Regions from separate parts of the Mus musculus genome. Here region 2 is linked to region 1. A link is a loop called in an ENCODE intact Hi-C map of the cell type or tissue named here. Cell type or tissue: left cerebral cortex. All regions are shown on one strand. Links, peaks and the distances in the headings refer to the core of each region. The heading gives the core; the rest is flanking DNA. Region 1 has its middle 110 kb from the start of Try4. Region 2 has its middle 35 kb from the start of Prss2.

Region 1 (7,391 bases), core at 1,618-6,617:
GCAGTGGTGGACAGAAAGCAAGTGATCTAGGCCAGCAGCCTCCCTAAAGGGACTTCAGCCCAGAAAGCTAAACTTGTGGCTTTAATACAAGCTCTATAAATGGTAAAAGAAAAGTCTACACTGACAGCAGGTACGCTCTTGCCACTGTACAGAGCAATATACAGACAAAGAGAGCTGTTGACATCAGCAGAGAAAGACCTAAGATGCTGTGGCTAAAAAAAAAAAAATCAGGTGGCAAATCTAACCGCCCAGGCATCCTAAAGAGCAATGATCCTGACAGTCTGAAGACTATCAAGTTATAGACAAATTAAGACTGGTAAAAGAAACCCTGTATAAAATAGTAAAAACTGAAAAAAAAAACTAGTCCTCTCATGAGAAGACAGACCTGACATCTACTGAAAAATAGACTTCACTGAAAAAAAAAATATGTGTATAAATACCTTCTGGTTTTTGTGAACGTTCTCAAGATAGATAAAAGCTTTTCCTTGTAAAACGAGACTGATCAGATAGTCATCAAGAAGATTGTTAAAGAAAATTTTCCAAGGTTCGGAGTGCCAAAAGCAATAGTGTCAGATAATGGTCCTGCCTTTGTTGCCCAGGTAAGTCAGGGTGTGGCCAAGTATTTAGAGGTCAAATAAAAATTCCATTGTGTGTACAGACCTCAGAGCTCAGGAAAGATAAAAAAGAATAAATAAAACTCTAAACAGACCTTGACAAAATTAATCCTAGAGACTGGCACAGACTTACTTGGTGCCCCTTCCCCTTGCCCTATTTAAAACTGAGAATACTCACTCTTGATTCGGTTTTACTCTTTTTAAGATCCTTTATGGGGCTCCTATGCCCATCACTGTCTTAAATAATGTGTTTAAACCTATGTTGTTATAATAATGATCTGTATACTGTTAAAAGGCTTACAGGTGGTGCAGAAAAAAGTCTGGTCACAACTGGCTACAGTGAACGAGCTGGGTACCCCAAGGACATCTTACCAGTTCCAGCCAGAGATCTGATCTACGTACACCTGCGTCATGCTGAGACCCTCAAGCCTCACTAAAAGGGTCCCTGCCTAGTTCTGTTTACTAATCCGCCTTATTCTGTTTTTGTTCCCATGTTAAAGATAGAGTAAATGCAGTATTCTCCACATAGAGATATAGACTTCTGAAATTCTAAGATTAGAATTACTTACAAGAAGAAGTGGGGAATGAAGAATGAAAAATTACTGGCCTCTTGTGAGAACATGAACTTTCACCTCGGAGCCCACCCCCTCCCATCTGGAAAACATACTTGAGAAAAACATTTTCTGGAACAACCACAGAATGTTTCAACAGGCCAGATGTATTGCCAATCACAGGATATGACTCTTTGGTTGAGTAAACTTGTGGTTGTTAAACTTCCCCTATTCCCTCCCCATTCCCCCTCCCAGTTTGTGGTTTTTTCCTTTAAAAGCTTGTGAAAAATTTGAGTCGTCGTCGAGACTCCTCTACCCTGTGCAAAGGTGTATGAGTTTCGACCCCAGAGCTCTGTGTGCTTTCATGTTGCTGCTTTATTTCGACCCCAGAGCTCTGGTCTGTGTGCTTTCATGTTGCTACTTTATTAAATCTTGCCTTCTACATTTTATGTATGGTCTCAGTGTCTTCTTGGGTACGCGGCTGTCCCGGGACTTGAGTGTCTGAGTGAGGGTCTCCCCTCGAGGGTCTTTCATTTGGCCGGGAATTCGAAAATCTTTCATTTGGTGCATTGGCCGGGAATTCGAGAATCTTTCAGACTTAAACAGTGAGCTGAAGAGATAGATTATGGCTGAGAAGTTTTGAGTCTATAATGGTCTTAGATTTCACCACACTCAGTTATGTGCAGATAGTAAACTTGTCATTTATTTGTTTTCATTGTGGTTTTTAATACTTACATATGAATATTGAATTATGTCATGCAATGTTATATGCCACTTAAATTTGTCTCAAAAGAGTTATCCTATTTGTATATTTGTATAGTCTAGGATGTTATTTTCTGTTTGGATTCATTTCGGTATGAACAATCGTAGTCAATTCATTCCCATTCATACTTAGCATCCTATTATACTCATTTGTTGAAGGTCATTAACCATTCTTGATAATTTCATCAAAGTAGAATCTTTACTACTACAAACAATATTTTACATGTCTTGTACATGGCTCTGGACTGTACATATGGCAAGATTTCCTCTCACTGTAGAAATATACACACAGCCACATTAACTTTACACAGCATGACAAAATCCTTGCTGGATTAACTGAGTCAAATAATTATCCCAGTACTTTATGAGTGTGTTTAATGAGCCACATCCCTGGCTTAACTGATGTTCAGTAGTTCTCTAATTTTGTCTATTAAACTAAAGTTTTGCCACATGGTAAAATAAAATTTTAATTTTTATTTGTGTCTGACAAAGAGATTGATATCTTTTACATTCATAGGCTACTTGTCTGTCCTAGAAGTGGCCCTTTGTCCCTTAGGTTTTGGCTGATTAGCTTTTTCACTCATGGTATTTTTGTATCTCCTGCATATTACTCCTTTTGGTGGTCTTGCTATTCTTTCCAAGTCATGATTTGCATTTATACTCTCTTTGAAATGATTTTTGTTCTTTATATGCCCCAGTACAGGGGAACACCAGGGCCAAAAAATGGGAGTGGGTGGGTAGGGGAGTGGGTGGGAGGATATGGGGGACTTTTGGGATAGCATTGGAAATGTAAATGAGGAAAATACCTAATAAAAAGTATAAAAAAAAGAAATGATTTTTGTTACAGTTTTCATTTGTTGAAATTACATTTTTTTTAATTATACACACGCTTGTATTATTTACAAGAGATTCTCCAAATTCAACCTCATGATTATCTACCAAGGTACTTAACATTTTGAGTATACATTTAAGCACTTAATCCATTTGTAATGTATTTTGTTTTATGCCCATGAAGAAAGGTTTAAATTTATCATTTCTTGTAGGCTAAACCACTTGTTCTAGATTAGTTCATAGTATACCACAACACTCTCTTTTTTATCTGCAGTGACATTTCTATTACATATTAAATTCATCTATAAATGCCTATTTTGTTATTTGACTATTTCCATTTGCTATATATTGAAAATAATTTTCAAAGCACAGGGCAAATTACTTTGCTTTATAGTTTTTCAATGTTATCTTACCTATACTCCTCTTTTATCCACTTAAATTTTAGTTTTCTCCAATTTTTACAAAAGAGAGCTTCCTTTTGTGACTGTACTTAGTGTTGTCCTAAACACTTAAATGATTATGCTAAGGGTGGGAAATCTCACTATCGGGCTCATTTATTTGTGACCACACTGTACATTTCCACTTATTTCAGACTTCTGAAATGTATTTTTCTGTAATCTAAGTAATTTCTTGTATTAAAATCTTGCTTATTTTCTAGTGTATTTGTTCCTGGTCCCATATGCCCTTCCTTTTTTTTTTTTTTTGGTTTTTCGAGACAGAGTTTCTTTGTATAGCCCTGGCTGTCCTGGAACTCACTCTGTAGACCAGGCCAGCCTCGAACTCAGAAATTCGCCTGCCTCTGCCTCCCAAGTACTGGGATTAAAAGCATGTGCCACCATGCCCTGCCCTTGCCTCTTTTTAAAAAATTAATTGTTGTATATTTCTAAGGTGTCTCTATCTGTATAATCTTACAAAATGTTCCAATTTAAACCGTTTGTTATTATATACTAAGAGTTTTGTGTGTATAAATAAAACAGGCCCTTTATGTCTGTGTTATAGCCAGTAAATGTACTGAAGTTAGCTGTTAGTGGTGCAGTGTTTCTCTGGGTGTATGTGGTGTGTGTGTGTGTGTGTGTGTGTCTGTCTGTCTGTCTGTCTGTCTGTCTGTTTAAACTTCATCTCCCACTAATTCTTTCCTTTATCTCCTTTTTCATGGTCACCTTTCTTCTTGTTACACTAACTGCATAATCAGAAGAATGTTTAATAGAAGGTTTGGATGGTGTTGATCAATTACTTAATTATTGACCAAATATTGATCATATATGACTAGAACAAATAATTTCAGGTTTTGCATCTGTAGTAGATGTTCTGGGGATAGCAAAATCTAATATTTTATTCCACTAACTTCTCAGATATCTCAGCTTACTCTTTTGATCCATCTCCCCTGGAGCATCCAAGCAGTCTGACAAATCTTTCCAAGTGAGGCTTTGTATGAGCTCTGTAAGTCAAGCCACACTGAGTATTTTACAGAAAATCCTACATCGCCTCCTAGTGTTCAGAATAGCAAATTCATCTATATCAGCTCTTTTTATTGACCCTTTGTGACAGGGACATGTTTTTCCTATACTATACTAAATAACACAAATGCATGCCTCTCCTACTAGCCATTTTCTGATGCCTGATGAGTACATTGGAATGATTTCAACATATTCCTAGGATCTGCACTCCATGAATCCTAACATAACTCCAGATCTTCTTCCCATGATTCCCTAATTCGTCTACCTGCAATAGTCATTTCCAAACCTCCTGTTTATATATTGATACTCATGCCTAATCAGTTCTGAAGTTTTTAGATCCATCTTTTTAAACATGTCCTAAACATCTTTTTAAACTCATTTTCTCATATTTTGAATAATAAAATTATTATCTGAGTCAGCTTCATTACTGGCCCCTTTCTAGTCATTAATTATGACAATTTCTTTCCTGAACAGTTTTTCAAAAGCTCTTTCATCTTTCTTAAAGTTCTTTTTGCTTTCATTATCCCCACTCCCACTTAATATATTTGGCTCATATCAATATAAACCAGTAATTCACAGTAATTACAATTTTTTTCTCATAACTTTTGTTAAAAAGAAAATAACTAGAGCAATTCTTTTGGGCATGAATTACATGTACAATGTCAAGCACTTCAGATATTCCAGGGCCACCTGTAAAAACTTAATCACATCAATTTTTGTTAAAAACAAGATAATTTTTAACTAGAGTGTAAATTACTGATAAAAATACATTAAATATTTATGGGTATTCAGAATAGATATTAGTCAATCAAAATAGAATTCTAGGGGTGGTATCTGTGGCTAGCAATTGTGAAGTAGCCAATCAAATGAAGACACCTGAGATCTGTGTGCTATAGCAATTGGGTGAAAGTTCCATAAACTGTGCCAAAGAGTGTTGTTGTGTGGCACTGAATGGCAATGCCAGTTAACCTCATGTGCATAAAAGAGGTGTTGAATAAGAAATGGAACCTTAGAATAAAAGTATGTTGTTCATGGCCAAGGGAATTGCTCTGGTTAGTTTTTGTGAACTTGACACAATTATAGTTACCCAAGAAGAAACCTTAACTGAGGAATTACCTCCATCACCCTGGCCTATGGAAGTGGACACATATATAGAACATTTTAAAACAGATATTGGAGGGTAGTGCTATTCATGGGCAGGTAGTCCTGGATCATTTAAGAAAACAAATGAAGCAAGCCAGCAGGCAGCATTCCTTCTTGGTTTCTGTTTTAGTCTCTGTCTTTAGGTTTCTGCATGAGTTCTTGTCCTGACTTCCTTCATGGTTGGACCCTGTGTCTGCCAAATAAGCCATCTCCTCCCCAACTTGGTTTTGGTCAGTATTTTAGCACAGCAACGGAAAGCAAATCAGGACAGAAAGGAAGGTCCTAAAGCACATAGCATCTCCTGAAATTCCCCTGTAGCATCTCCATTACAAGATAGCCCAGTGCATGGTTCTCTCTCTCTCTCTCTCTCTCTCTCTCTCTCTCTCTCTCTCTCTCTCTCTCGATGTGGTGTGTGTGTGTGTGTGTGTGTGTGTGTGTGTGTGTGTGTGTGTACATCTGGGTCTCTTCCCAGCTTAAGCGGGGACTATGAGCCATGTCTGGGTCCATGGCTATGCAGCTGCAGGGGTCAGTATGTTTTGCAGGCCATGCCCCTCATTAGATGAGGTGGTTTGGAGAGCTGGCCCTACCTCTCACCACTGGCAACACTCAGGAAAGTGAGCCTTGTGCTTCTCCCAGATAGCACAGAGGAGCTAGCTCTTGGGGTGGGGGTGGGGGTGAGCCAGCCTCAAGGTTATTAGTGTGGAAAAACTAACCCCAATCTCATCTACCACGGGGTGATACAAGTGCAGCCCCTCACCACCTGCGGTCATGAGTTCAGAAGAGCTATCCCTGCTCCTCACCAGTGCAGCATTTGGAAGAGCAGGCTCTTCGCCTTGCCTTGCCTGGACACCACAGCAGAGCTGGCTTTGATGATGGGAGTGCAGGTGAGCAGCCCTGAGAGTGGGAGCATGGGAGAGCTGTCCCTGCCACTTGTATGCTGTGAGGTGATATGGGTTGCAAGGGTGTCTTCTTTCTTACCACTTGCTGCAGTCAGGAGAACTGGCCCCGAGGTTATGAGAGCTAGTGCTCTGGCCGGCCATGACCCTCTCCAGCTGCAGCACTAAGGAGATAAAGCCCTGCACCTCCTCCAGGTAGCACAGTAGATCTGGCCCTGGTACAAGGGGCACATGACAGATGCCTCAGAGGAAGAGAGCCTGAGAGAGTTTGTCTTACCACTCATCTAGCATGAGGTGATGAGGTGACAACGTGATGCCCTCCTGCGTCCCCTACCACCACCACTACCCGCAGCAGCAGCAAGAGCTGGTCCTAGGGTCATGAGAAGGGGAGCTAGCCCTGCCTCCTCACTGGTTGTAGCACTTGGGAGAGTAGACTGCACCTCACCTAGCCAACACAATAGAACTGATCCTGATGGTGAAGGCACAATGTAACCTGCCAGGAGGGTGTGAGAGCAGAATAGTTGATCCTGCCTCCTGACAATGGTGGCTTTGCATGGCCTACACAGAGCAGTGCTGGAGAGATTGCCATGATAGTGCAGACAAGGGAAAGCAGGCATGCTGACAAGCTCAGCTGCCACACAGGCCCAGATCCAGAGCTCTGAATTGGACCACCTCAAAGTCTATATCACCTGCAAATGATTGAGATATGTGAAGGGGCCAGTCCTGCTGATCCAGGGCTGTAGGGTCTCCATGGCAACAGGATAATCCAAGGAGTCTTGGAGAGGATAAAATATTAATGGTGTTACAGAAGCCAGAGTTCTTGGTCCAGAGAAACAACTCATTGCAATGATCATTTGCAAGCAGAGAAGTATAGACCAAAGGATATACTGTGGGACACACTGTAACATAGTACAGCTTCCACTATGAGATGTTTTCAGTGCTTTGTTGTTGCTGCTTGTGTGTGTGTGTGTGTGTGTGTGTGTGTGTGTGTGTGTGTGTGTTATTTTGCAGGAGAAGTTGCAAGGGTGAAAGGGGGATATGAAGGTGGGACTGAGGTTCAGGATATGACACAAGAAATCAATAAAAAGTTTTTTTTAAAAAAACACTTGCTCATTAATGGAGCTCATTAACTATCAT
Region 2 (7,391 bases), core at 726-5,725, 360 kb before region 1:
GCGGCTCCTCTCCCCCACTCTGCTGTTTCACACCGAAGGAGGAAGATTGTGTTGTTTCTACACTTGGCAATGACACTGAGCCAGTGTGACCAATGGATTATATTAGGTATCATGGGCTAGGATGGCACCTAAACCTGCCAGCCTAAGGAAAATACGATATAGTCCCACTGAAAGCAAGAACAGTTATTTCACTTTTTCCTAATGCCACTGCCTACCTTCCCTCTTCTCTGTGCTTAGTTCTCACTTAAGGGCCTTCTAGGGAGTCCATCCCACTCCCTAAAAAATACTAATTCAGGAACAAAAAAGAAGAGTGGCATAAACAACAGAGGCAGTCAAAGACAGTATGTGTGTATGTTATCTTCAGTCCAGTCCCCCAAATCCTGGCTTGCATATATATTTCATCACGTTCTAGCAAAAGATTTATACAAACTGAGATTGAGCAATTTTCCAACAGCATTAGGTTCCTGCATTGCCCGTAGCTATTTTTCATCATACTTCTAAGTGTTTATTGCATGCGCACTGCACTGTGTGTATCACTTGCTTTCTCAGTAAAATAAATATTGTAAGAGGGTTAATTAGACTTAGAAAAGATGAAACAAACAAACAAAACACTCCCTCCATAAATGTGGGGCACTCCGGTGTAAGCAACTGGAAAGTGCTGCAACGGAAGCCATCAGAGTGAATAGCTCCAATTTTAACTCATGCTTCTGAAGCAAGAGCATCAGTAACAAATGCATTAGGTCACCAGACCCCGATGAAGTGATGAAGCACTTCAAACAGCTCATTTGCTTCAGGCTCAACCTCCCTGGCTGGCCACGCCTACTGCTGCCTTTTCCAGGTCCTCACTTTAAACCACTCTCCCACATCTAAGATTGAATAATTGGTTTATAAATGAATGCTTCAGAGAACAAAGAACCGCACAAGTGAGGTTCCAAGGGACCAGTTGGCTGTCCTCCAAGCATCTCAGGGTGCTATGCCTCATCTCAGTGGAATGAAGCTCTACCAACTACCCTTCAGATCTTCCCCCCTCTGCCCAGCATCATTACACTTCTTGTGTCTCTGGCATCTTCAGCTCTTACCTGCCAGATCTACCCCCTTGTGAATCCCTGCGTCTTGGCTGTTTGCTTGCGCTTTAAAGGCAATGTTTGTAAGAGTGCTTGCTGTGTATCGGGCAAAACATATCTTTGAGCCATTTGGCATTTGTTGGTGTTGTAGTCCTTCTTACTGGGTATTATTTGTCACATCTTAAACACGAGACAAGTAAGATTCAGAATTAACACAGGTTTTCTACACAGCAAGAGGAATGAACTACAGTATTGACCTGGTCCCATCTAATTGTGAGGCCTTGTAATATGTTGTTTAAGTAAAGGAACAAATAAAATAGATCTAGATGGGCCTTAGTAGGCACATGGAACACAGGCCAGCTTTGATTCCTTTAGTAATTAATTCTGCCTGTCTGGGTCTCTAGTCCTACCTACCAAGGTTGAAGAGGATGTGCACTTCTCCTGTTGGATGACATAACAGGTTCCTTTACTCAGAACTACACTCTTCTCCTTTGAAAACTCCAGAGACCTAAATCTCTTGAGCTGTTATCTGCCTTCATGTCTTTCCTTTCAAACAGTGTAGGTGACATATCTTGGCACTGACTAAAATAAAATCCCCTTTTGTTATTTTACTAGCAATAGTTGCTCTGATGGTCAAAGACACCAGGATGTCTCCAGGAGTACCTAGAGTGTTGCCCCTTGTTTGCCCATAAATAACGAATCATTAACTATATTTACATACCAGAACATCAGGCAGGAGTGTAATAATGCTAACAAGCGCAGAGCACAGCTGGTTCCCAGGGAGGGTGGGGATGATTCACCACCTGCTTAAGAAAGCCCAGCCTCATTTCCTCCCCAGCTCAAGGGGATCTAAACTTCCACTCTGGCAGCCAGTCTTGAGGTAGGAGGGGCCTGTGCATCTCTGGCTTAGAAAAGGAAGTACAAGTGCAGAGTAGACAAGCCTAGACAAAGACCATCTTGAACTATGCTGTACTCTCTCCTTGCCTTTCTCCTGGGCATGTTCTTGGGTGGGTGCATTCCCCTGTTGAAAACCTACTTTCAAATTGTTGCTTCCATCTCTCCACCTGTTAAAGGTGTAGATTCTTTGGTACTGGCTTGCCTCTCTTGACCACAGTCCTCCAATTACTGAGATATGGGCATTTCACACTCTTTCAGTATTGACTCTCAGTTTTGTATCTTTTAGAAAGGATTTGTCTCCCCTTGCCCTGTAACATTTTTCATCCCTGGCTCTTCTAGTATACTCCCTGAGACTGATTACATGTAACCCCTTCAGAGGGAAGGCAAGCAAGCTGGTGTGTGTGTATGTGTAGAGGTGTGTGTTTCTACTCTAAATGACTCTATTTCTTTACAGGTGTTAGTGCTCAGACTATCCATCAATGGCCAGTTGCCGAGATCAAGGCTGTGGGCAGCCCACTGTCTCTGGGGTGTACCATAAAGGGGAAATCAAGCCCTAACCTCTACTGGTACTGGCAGGCCACAGGAGGCACCCTCCAGCAACTCTTCTACTCTATTACTGTTGGCCAGGTAGAGTCGGTGGTGCAACTGAACCTCTCAGCTTCCAGGCCGAAGGACGACCAATTCATCCTAAGCACGGAGAAGCTGCTTCTCAGCCACTCTGGCTTCTACCTCTGTGCCTGGAGTCTCACACTGAGTAGGGTGGGGCAGACATCTGTGCAAAAACCACACCCTCTCTTTAGTCCTTCCTCCCTCACTAGGAACCCTCACTAGGGATGGGTGGAGGGGGTTTGCCACTGAATTTCTGGCTGATAGTCAAGTTGAAGTCTGGAAAACAACATGATTCAAGTCAGAAGTCACCAAAGACATTTATTAAACTCGTTATCAGTGACTCACATATGCAGAACCTGTGAGTTGCCTACACACAGTAAAATTTCCAGTTTGTAGTATCCAGTAGTAGGATATTGTATACCCGTCCTTAAACCAGGCTACTCTTGTCTAAACACTCTATACTTGTTCTACATTACTATTGAGGTACGCTGGGCATGCTCATGGATATATGTGGCAGAGAGAAGTGGGATATACCTGTATCTGTATCTGATACCAGGTAGGAGAATCTTATGTAACTCAATTAGTTAATTTCACCTCTGGGAGTATCTCCATCATTCATCTTTCTGCTGAGGTTAGAAAGTTTATAAAGGCTGATACTCAAGACATCAATCAAGGAGGAACAAGATGTCATTAGATAGCTATGCAAGATAGAATTTAATATAGAAAAGTTCTTAGCATTTTGTCTAAGATCAAATGTAAAAGTTAATATGGAAAATGTTCATTCAGGAATTTTTACTGCTGCTTGCGTCCTGTTGCTTGTTTGTTTGTTTGTTTGTTTTGTTTGACACAAATTTCTACTATGTAGTCTGCACTTGCCTCAATTTTGAAGCAATCCCCCTGCCTCATCCAAACAAGCATGTGTTACCAGGTCTGATAGTGGTTGTATTGTCATTTATACTTCCCAGTTTAAACTTCTGTCTCTCCTCTACTCTTCTGTAGCAAAACAGACAAACAGATGGTAGCATAAGAAACACAGGAGACTGAGGGTAAAGAGGAGGAGTGTGTGTGTGACAGAAAGGTTAAAATGGAATAGTGACTAGGATGGAAATGAAGAAGAGGAAGAGACTGATGTGAATGGTTGGAAAGGGATGTACTGGTTACCTTGGCAACTGAGATTTCTTTAGCCCTCACTCCTCTCTAGATCATATTCCCAAAAGGGAATTTCCCCCAATGTCTCTTTTCTTCCACAAGAGGGCACAAGAAGTCTTAAAATCCTCTGTTCCTGGCACCAAACACTATCTAGAGTGATTCTGATGTATCACTGATGTATTTTCAATCTCATTTAATTAATATACAAAGGAAAAATCAAAACAGAGACACTGAGTGATCAACAACATACTTGACAATGTCCAAATGTCTCTATCACACTTGATGAATAGGTGTAAAGTAGCCAGGATACAGAGAGCCATCATAAAGATCAAAACAATGAAGTATATTAAAGATGGTACCAGGCAAAGCTACAAGTAAAACATTTGACTTCAAGTCTAGATTTCCTAGTTTCTAAGACCTGAGGGCAGTTATGTAGTTTTTCTAGATTTCATTTTTTTTTCACCAGCAAATGTTATCTGTATGCATTGTTAGATATTGAAGGAGATCATATTTTGCAAGTACTATTACAAAGTCTAACTTTTGGCAGGTGTCCTTTTCCTCCCTGGAAGCTTACAAAGTACTTTGACTGTAGCTCCTCCAAATTGTCTCATTTAAAAATATTTAAACAGAAAATATGTCACAAACATGACAATGCTTATGTGGCAAACCGATGCCAATTTTCTCATGTGCTGTCTGCTCTGAATTCATCCTAGAACATTCCTGTTGGAACTCTGTGCAATCTCAGGGTCTGTCTTCAAGGAGAAACACTGTGTGTGTGTGTGTGTGTGTGTGTGTGTGTGTGTGTGTGTACATTAAAAGGAGAAACGATTTTTAGCTAGATTTAATACAATTAAGTTCCAAATGAGAGGATTGTTTGAATAGAAACACAGAAATCTCAGCGTCTTTAAAGTCTTGGAAACAGCAAATGAGAAAAAGAAAATCCTAGTGATGGCTAAGGATAATGTAGCACACAAGAAGAGGCTGTTTAAGGAGAGTCCTGAAAACCATGTATACACACTAGAGCAAGTCATTATCCTGCATTTAGTTATCTGCCTCTATTTATGCATAAAGATTCTGCTGCCATAACTGTTTCAATTGTACCCAAAGGTCAAAACCTCAGTCATTATAACTAGGGAAAACAGGAAAACACTTCAGGATGGCATATCCTAATAGTAGGTGCTACCTGCTGCCAACATCAATGTCATGGTTCCTGGTTAAATGTGGCTTCTTTTCTAGGAGATCTGTAAGGATGCTGATTTTGACTTTGACTTTATAAATGTGTCACAATAACTATCCCTAAGGATATCATTGCCTGATTTTCACACACAGGCTGCTGAGGACCACAGAAGTTAGAGAAACTCCCCTCAAGGATCTAAGCCATAATGGGATTGACTGGGGCCCCTTGACTGCTTCTAGAAGGTAGAAAAAGGCCCAGCCTTAGGAAGGCTGGGCTACTTCATATGATTTTTTAAAGATTATATGATTTAGTTGAGTGTGTGATGGATAGAGCAGGATTGGCTTGTATATTTTGCGAGTTCCCACTTCCTCATTTGAGAGTTTCTGGAGGTCTGGTTTTCCATTCTTTCCTGTGTTGTGTGTAGACGTTTCCCTCATCTTACCCACATGAGGCAGGAAATACAAAGCACATTCACTTTACAGCCCTTACTCACAGAGGATACACCCCAGCGAAAGCCAGCCAATGAATGCAGGACAGACAGACCATCTATTTTTCATTCGGTTTATTATTTAGACTCTGTTCCTGTGACTCATTACATGAATGGGCTCTCATTACATTAGTTGAAGGAAATGGAGGATACTTGTGAAGAGAGGGTGACTGGAGTTGGGGTTAAGTGGAAAGAGAAGTGGGAAGAGCGGTGATGTGGGAGCCATGGGAACCCTAATGAGGTCAGAGCTGTTATTGCACCTGTCTCCATGGTGCATACTGAAGGCTTCTGTTTCCTGTGTGACTTCTAACAGATGTAAGATAGTTTAGATGGGGGGCTTGAGATGAGATATATGGGTTCCCCTTTAGAGACCCTCCTCTTGGTTGTTCTCACTGTCACGGTGATAGCTAGAGGCTGAGGTAGAAAGGGCTGCATGAGAAGGGTTTGAAGACAGGATGTGGCAAGTGTGGTTCCCAAAATGCTCAGAATGTGAGTGAGTGGGGGAGCATTCACAGGCACCCCAGATGTAGGACCTGGTAAATGTCAAACCACATCCTGTTGTGACTCCTGGAGATGGAGCTATGGCAGGTGGCCATTCTTACTTGGTGCTGATGTTACTTACAGATAAACAGCCAGACCTGGGGTGAGATGCTTCCACCCCTTCCCCCATTGTCTTCAGGAACCGAAAAGTCCCAGGAATGCATCTCTTCACTTGCTGATGTTTGATGAAAAACAGTTCTTCTTAAGATTATTTTTTTTATCATGTTCCTATATCTCTTTGCTGGAATCGGTCAGGGAAACAAGTATTAAGGGTCCTACTGTGCCTGGTTAACTATGGGACTCAAGATCAGCACTGTCCCTTTGCAGGTCAGATGCCTTGTAAGATATATCACAATGTGTGTGTCTGGAGCTGGGAAGGACTTAGATTTCCCCACTTACCATTCTGTCAGTGCTACAAGGCCTGCAGAATTTTCATCAACAAACCACTAAGTAGGGTCTGAGGCTCCTTATGGAGCACCTTGGTTCACAGGAATTGAAGGGATCTGGAAAGCTGGAGATGGTAAATGCATTCTGCAGCTGGGGAGAGAGGAGGGGGAAGAACTGATTCTCTGAGTTTTAGCAGATCCTGGACTCCAGGCAGAGTTTGGAGAACATGTGCTCCATATCGAGCTGAGATCTTGCTGTGATTTTGTGAATCACTTGTATAAGATTAAATAAGGCGACATGATCCCATCTGAGAGAGTGTGAGGATAGAGGGATAAATATAATGGACTACAGAATTAGAATCTTGTTGAGACTTGGTAAGTTTGGAAGAAGCACTAAAGAAATAAATGCAAGAGAACCGAAGTACATTTTGGTCTCCTGCACATCCTCACAGATAGAAAAGCAACAATTTGCACACACAGAGGGGGTACATGGCTCAGATGCAGCACATGTGTGAAAGAACTAGAGTTTTGAGTCCCAAGTGATCTCTGAGTCAACGGCAGGATGTAGACATACAAAGGTAAAAAGTCGCCCCACCCAAATGATACCTAACACATCAAAAACAAGGGGTATAACTAACTCCCTCTTTACTCTATGTAGGTCAGAACCCACCTGGTGCTGAGTTTTTTTTTTTTCTGAATACAGTGCTTTCAGAATGATAGAAGGATAAAAGTGAGCTGAAATGTTTTTATAAGAAAGTAACTGATCCACTAGGAGAAAGAAATGCTCAGAACTGTACATTTGAGGGAATGAGAGAGAGAGAGAGAGAGAGAGAGAGAGAGAGAGAGAGAGAGAGAGAGAGGGAGGGAGAGAGAGAGAGAGAGAGAGAGAGAGAGAGAGAGAGAGAGAGAGAGAGAGAGAGAGAACTGGAAGTGAAGTGTTGAGCCAGGAAAATATATTTAAGTGAACATAAATTACAGTGCTTGATAGTTATTACCCTGTGCTAAGAACTGTAGATATTGTGTGGATTGATTAAGCCATGTGATTGAGTCCATTTAACACAAGGGGAGGCCAAGTCTTTGGT

Evidence for each region. Hi-C counts contacts between places; a loop is a spot of excess contacts. Peaks named below come from ENCODE experiments on the same cell type or tissue, not always from the same donor. Only the 100,000 strongest peaks of a DNase experiment are listed, where the experiment ranks them.
Region 2: a loop joins it to region 1, with 2.5 times the contacts of the local background. A loop is called at or near these places in 7 of 42 quality-filtered maps.

Annotation. Positions count from the first base shown.
Region 1 is chr6:41,191,515-41,198,905 of GRCm38, reverse strand. It overlaps Tcrb. Among named protein-coding and RNA genes, the nearest start is that of Try4, 110 kb to the left of the region's middle. In left cerebral cortex, for the core only: a CTCF peak has its summit at 4,248; a DNase peak (open chromatin) is centred at 4,246.
Region 2 is chr6:41,553,009-41,560,399 of GRCm38, reverse strand. It overlaps Tcrb and Trbv31. Among named protein-coding and RNA genes, the nearest start is that of Prss2, 35 kb to the right of the region's middle. In left cerebral cortex, for the core only: a CTCF peak has its summit at 3,812 (motif pointing right); DNase peaks (open chromatin) are centred at 805, 1,901 and 3,779; H3K27ac peaks cover 508 bases.